Linked DNA regions of Homo sapiens: region 2 is linked to region 1. Evidence: chromatin contacts called from ENCODE Hi-C data. All regions are on one chromosome and are shown on one strand. Each heading gives the region's core, a stretch centred on a gene start or an enhancer-like site at or near the end of the contact. The rest is flanking DNA. Distances are from core to core; before and after follow the strand shown. Region 1 overlaps RYR3 (ryanodine receptor 3). Region 2 overlaps RYR3 (ryanodine receptor 3).

Evidence for each region. A loop is a pair of places that touch in the nucleus more often than their neighbours do. Pooled maps may share reads with other maps.
Region 2: a map with no recorded cell type shows a loop between it and region 1 (2.4-fold over the local background). The contact joins two enhancer-like sites. A Hi-C loop is called at or near these places in 4 of 37 single-sample maps with no recorded cell type and 3 of 50 pooled maps.

The regions. Positions count from the first base shown.
Region 1 is chr15:33,393,971-33,397,101 of GRCh38, reverse strand. All of the region lies in intron 1 of RYR3 (ryanodine receptor 3), which reads right to left. Among named protein-coding and RNA genes, the nearest start is that of RYR3, 85 kb to the right of the region's middle. Within about 2 kb of position 1,566, at least 2 of the 41 ENCODE cell types and tissues checked have a DNase peak (open chromatin) inside an H3K27ac peak, as active enhancers do.
Region 2 is chr15:33,678,861-33,681,991 of GRCh38, reverse strand. All of the region lies in intron 38 of RYR3 (ryanodine receptor 3), which reads right to left. Among named protein-coding and RNA genes, the nearest start is that of CHRM5, 290 kb to the left of the region's middle. Within about 2 kb of position 1,516, at least 2 of the 41 ENCODE cell types and tissues checked have a DNase peak (open chromatin) inside an H3K27ac peak, as active enhancers do.

The sequences.
Region 1 (3,131 bases), core at 317-2,816:
ATACATTGTAATTTTTTCAGTTAACAATATATAACAAAAATCAAATGTATTGTTGCCTTCTCTGGCATATAGAAGCTCCAATTTTTCTGCAGATGTTATTTTTTGCCTTTATTACAGAAGTATTAATAAAATATGACTGGCTTTGTTTCATTACCAGAAAAATAAAGAGGTTGGCTTGTGTTATTTGGTCATGTAAGCATTACTCTTCTGGGTTTCAGTCTATAAAGGGGGGTTGAAGGAGAAAAGGCCCTCTCTAAATCTCCTTTCCTGTAGCCCAGGATATCTATGAGTGAGAGGTAAAAATCTCCCTAGACCTGGGTCACTTGTTATCTCACTGACGGTAACCACCAACTGGCTGGAGCTGAGTGGCAGGTATCCTCTGCAGATGGGTCACCAGCCCTCCAGTTTGTCACAGTCTTCAGCACTCCCACTATCTCTGAGGCCAGCCTGTTTCACTCATGCATTAGATTTGTACACAGGCAGCTGCAGTTTTTGCCACTGAAAGCAATGGCAAAACCCCAGTTACCTTTGCACCAACCTAGTATCTGTCTGACCAAGGGATCCCCGGGGCTTGAGATCTCTCATCTAAAGACAGAAAAGTTGAGAAGATTAGAAGTTGGAGAACTTGGGATAAGTCTCATTACTTCACTCAAGAGCAGAGGAAGTGTCCCTCGGGTGGGCAGGCAGAGGCCAGAAGATCATTCAGGTGACAACCACAATTGTCACTGTTGGGCACAGGTGGGAGATGACATGCAGGGTGTCAACCACAAAACACTGACGGGTTTGGAAGGTGCTTCACTTCACTCACACAGACGGGATATATTCTGTGGCTCTTAATGTAAATTCGGCAGTTGTCAAGAAGGCCTGTGCAGGGCTCTCTCTCAGTGAAGTATACTATTCTGGGCCAGAATAGGTCCAGCTTTCATAATCACTCAAGTGGGCCGGCCCCTGAATGTAAGATCCTTCAGACAACACCTGCTTCTCTTCAGCCACTATGGAAAAGTCACCGGCATGAATCCGAAGTGTCTGTGTCCCTGAATGACAGCACAGGTGGATGAAGACTCACCCACTCACTCGGGCCAGATATCCAAAGTGGGCAGGCACAGCAGGACAGATAAAAACAGTCGGCCCTCTGTATGCGTGGGTTTCCATCTGCAGTTGGTTGAATCTGCAGAGGCAGAACGCATGGATACTGAGGGTCAACTATGCTATGCCATTTTATGTAAAGGACTTGAGCATCCATGGATCTTGGAATCTGTGGGAGGTCCTGGAACCAATGCTCCGCAACTACAGAGGGCTAAGTGAAGTCACTTTCAAGGCAAGCAGTCCCTAAGATAAATCACTCAGCTAATCAGAGAGGATTTAACAGGGAGAAGCCCCAGAGTGAACCACGTCCATGTTCATCATTGCACAGAGCACCCAGATATGATTTCTAGAATGGCTGACAAACACGGGGCTCCAGGCACAGTGGAAGGACTTACTTAGCAGAGTGCCTGCCTGTGTCACGGGAAGGCTGTCAGTCACTGGGTCTGGCCCAGATTCATTACCAGCTCAAATTTTAGGCTCTGTCTCTCTGGATTGCCTGTCAGTCATCCTAGAGCCCGGGCTGACATTTCAGAAATGCCCAGTGTTGAAGTACGTATGTGCCTTGCGTTATGTAGCAGATGATAAAAATAAAAGACCCCTAAGTGGTTCCATTTTAAGTTTCGGTTTTTAAGAAACTATCACAAACATAGCAGTGCTCCAGGGACTGTGGGTTAGAAAGAATAAAACATAAAGCATCATCTCTGCATTAGAAATGTCTTCCCATAATCAGGCTACTGCTGAAGGAAAAGGCTCCAGCTACGTCCCCATGTTTGTGACTGATATGAAAAGTCACACCTTGATGTGTACACAGCTATAAGCACGGGCACTAGTTTTCCACAATCAAATTTTAAAATCACACACCATCTTTGTGTAACTGAGCACATTTTCTTGATTTTCCTCTAAAGTTCACAGTCCTTGGAATAACACACGGTATTGTCTAGCCCAGAGGTTCTCAAACTTCAATGAGCTTATAAAACCTCAATGCCAAGATTGCACCCCATACCATACCAATTAAGTCAGACCCTCTAAGATTGGGACCCGGGTATCAGTATGTGTTTTTTTTTGCATCAGCATTTTTTAAAACTCCTCATGTCTGGCATTATACTGTATGTCCATCTGGCTCTCCTTACCTTTCACATTCCAAATTTATTTCCATTCATCTCTCAGAACTGGCTTTCAAAATCAATTTCTCTCCCTCTTGTGATTGTCCTAACTGGTTGCTACATTATTTAGAAATTAGCTTGACTTGTGAAAAACAGAATCAGCACATGTTTGGTTGGTAAAAGCCCCAGAGATTAAGAGATGAGCTCTTCTATACAGCATCATTTCAGAATCAAATTAGTTTGTGGCTTCAGCCAAGAATCTCATAGAATGGAGGAAAGAATTCTTCCCCTGAAATTACAGTTCTTTTCACAGGATAACACTTCAAAGAGATACCATGGAGAAAATCAGCTCAGCAGCCAAAGTGACAACTTGTGACTCAACCTGATGGAAAACAGGGTGTTCCATACCCCTTGCTCCCACACCTAAACACCAAAGGTATACAGTCTGGGCCAATCTAAACCACATGGAAAGTTGGAACATAACATGTAAATTGTCTCTCTCTTTCAGATCACTGGACTCAGATTACTACATACTCCGATTTTTCTGCTTCTCCCATCTCTCTTTTTGGCTGTACTGAAAATATTTTAAACAATGTTGAATTCTATCGAAAAGCTTGTGTACCCTGTAATAACTTCCTTTCTTCCCTACTGTCTCAGCTCATCATAGGGTTGGCACCATGCCACTACAAAGGACCATTTTACTCCGCGTGGGAGTTACTGCCAAGCAGTGTTGAATATCTTACTTTCCACATTTCCCAACATGGAAAATGAGGACAGTAACACTTGAACTAACTTCCCAGGGTCACAAGAGAATGGAGTGGTAACCTGTGCCACACAAGATGGTGCAGAGAACACAAACTTTGGAGCCTGACATAACTGAGCCTGGCTCTGTTATTTAGCAGGTGGATGACCATAGGAAAATTGTTTGATCCTGTGTCTCTG
Region 2 (3,131 bases), core at 267-2,766, 280 kb before region 1:
TATTTCTTCCTCCAAATTTAGATCACAGTCCAAGTGGCCATCACGCAATGAAGTACATTATGATCGAAGAGTGGAGGTTGGCCACTGGCAAAGCAAATCCCTGCAGCTTACAGATCTCAAACCTACGCTGGTGTTGTATCTTTGTGAGTGCTCTTAAATCTGGGTCAGTTTGGAAGAAAAAGTCATCCAATCACTTTGAGAAGAGGGAGCAAACAAAATTGCACCACACTTAGGTTACACTTAGAAAGCAATTTATAATGCTCACATTACAATGGGAAAAGAAAAATAATTATGTGCATGTAAAGGATGTACACTTATTTTTAAATTCTAAGTGATTGAAAAGTCAGCTTGTGGCATGCTGTAAATGCTCTGGAGGCATGAACAGGTGGTAGATAATTTTGAAGTGTAAAGAACAAGTGTATTTTGACCTCTACTTTATTTCTCCCAGTAGTAGACTAAATAATGTCCCTCCAACTCCCCCAAACGTCCATGTCCTAATTACCAGAACCTATGAATATGTTACCTTACAAAAGAGACTTTTCAGATGTGAAGAAGCTGGGAAAGGCATGAAATGTATATTCTCCCCTAGAAAGTCCAGAAGGAATGCAGCCCTACTAGCCTACTGTTGACTTGTGACCTCCAGAACCGTAAGAGGTAAATTTGTGTTGTTTGCAGTACCATTAAGTTTGTGATAATTTGCTATAGCAACAGTAGAAAACTAACGTACTCCAGCTGTTAAGAAAGTCTTGGGTTGAGGATGGTTAACTCTTTTCTGAGGCTACAAACCAGACTGGAGAGTCTCTGTTAGAAAGCCATGACAAATGTGCCCACAGAAACTGGGACCCAAGAGAGATACAGTCTTCTATGTATTGTTGAGGCAGCTGGAGTAAATTGCAGGGCTATTGAGGTAACTGAGGTCTGCCTGAATCTGGCTCAGAGCTCTTGAGAAGCCAGAGCTGACATTAAACACAGAAAGCACCTACTGCAGAACTGCTGTGCACCATTAGGTAACGTATGTAGATTACAGACAGCACAGTCTCCAGTTTCTAGAACACAGCTTTTCTTTTTGCCCTGTTCTCCCTCTGAAAATCACGAGCCAGAACCGGCTGCATGTCAACATTTACCCCTGAATAAATTAAAGACGCTGAAGATGTAACCATCATGCATAATGAATATTACTGACCACATACATAGCACCCGTTTGTCTCTTCTTCCTTCTTAACAGAACCCTGCTTTTGCACAGTTTTCTGCCTCTCCAACTTACAGCCTATGCTCCTCAGGAATGTAAAATGACCCAAACTTATTTCAAAAATAGACCCTGTTGACTTAAGTCAACTAGCATGTTCCATTTTCTAGGTCACACTCTGGTACACGAATTGGCCTGTGACCAAGTTTTTGTAATCAAAAGTGATCTCGGGATCCTTGCTTGCAATACCAGGGCAGGATAAACTTTCTCACTTTTCCCTTGGACACTGTAGTGCACGGATATGAGGCCCAGAACTGCAGCCACCATCTTTCTGCCAGCTCGAGGGCAAAGCTGGAACAAGAAGCAAGATGACTGCCTGGAGAGTGAGCAGAGCCACTGGATGAACTCAGTCCTTGGCTGGCTCCATCGCTAAACTCACAGATGTCAGCCAGTGAAATCTGTTAATGGCTATTCTACCTGAGTTGGGCTTCCTGTTGCTCGTTTGCTGAACGCATCTGAAAAGATAAATGTGGAGATGAAGTTCTTATGATCTATGCTTTGTATACTCATTTCAGAAGCTGAGGTATACAAACTTCCAAGTACCAGGACATCCAGCTGAGCACTATTTTATTTAATCCTTATATTCCCTAGCCCCCACTCAGCAGGATAGGAGCTACTATTATTCTCATTTTTCATATAGAGAAACTGAAATATACAGAGGTTAAGGAAGTTGCCTAATATTACAATCAATTAGTGAATGTCAGAGTTTGGATTCAAACCCATGCTGCTGGAATCTAAGCACATCTACCTGACCATCTGAGAGCTGTTTACTCTCAATAGCTCCATAAAACTCAGAAAAACAGTTATCTTTATTAATGCTTTAACTTTATATTATAATATCTAGATGATGCTCTTTTAATAAACCATAAAATGGATTCAGAAATAAAATCTCCCAAATCATAAAGCTTTAGTTCTTTTTCTGACTCTCAGCTGGGCAGATTACTCATTTTCCCAGAGCCTTGATTTCTTCACCAATAAAATGAAATTAGCAATACAAAATTTATGTTGAAGAAAATGAATGTAAGTGTGGTATGGGAACAAGAGTACTGGTCAGGGAATAAGAGTCCTTTGTTCTAGTTCTGGCTATGTGACCTTGGGCAAGTCACCTACCTCTCTGTGTCTCTGTGCCCTTCTATGAAGTCAAGTCACTTGTGGCTTAATATTCCATGGTTCTATTTCTATCTGACCCATGGAGCTCTTGAAAGGGTTGTGTCAGTTTACTAAAATGGCAAATGAAAGCCTTTGGCTTCATTGGGTTAAATTAATGAGCATCAAGAATTTTACCACCACATTTTAATGCCCTATTTTGATGGTACCCAGCTTGCTTTTCCTAACAGTAAAACCTGAGGATGAAGAAATAAAATCTCAAAATTCCAGTGGTTACTCACTATGGTGAGTAAGTGGCCATTATCAAAGCATCACTGCACATCACTAAACATTTACAGCGAGGAGATGAGCTGTGGCAACTTGATGGCCTTTTTGATGACTGTCCTGATTGCTGGCAGAGAAATGAAGCTTCCTGTGTCAGGGGTCAGGTGATGCAATAACACCCTCTAGATTTAGTAGGGAAGATTTACAGGGGGCGGGGGGGAGGGGAACTCATGCCCTCTGTGGTCTGTGCCCTAGAGCATCCTCTAGGCCAAAAGTCTGATCTGAATTACAAAGTCATCAAGTATCTACTACTTATTAGCAGAGAAGGTCAGGGAAAAAGTTAAATCCATGGACTTCAAGAGGACTTTTGAAGAATTCATCATGCAAATTTCTCTGTGCTTCCCCAGGGCCTCTCTGGCCCAGGTTGTGCAGTAGGTACCATTTTGGCCTCATTTTGCTAGAACAAGGATGTTGTGATTACTCAGAATAAAGTTACAAGGCTCTCTGCAGTCAA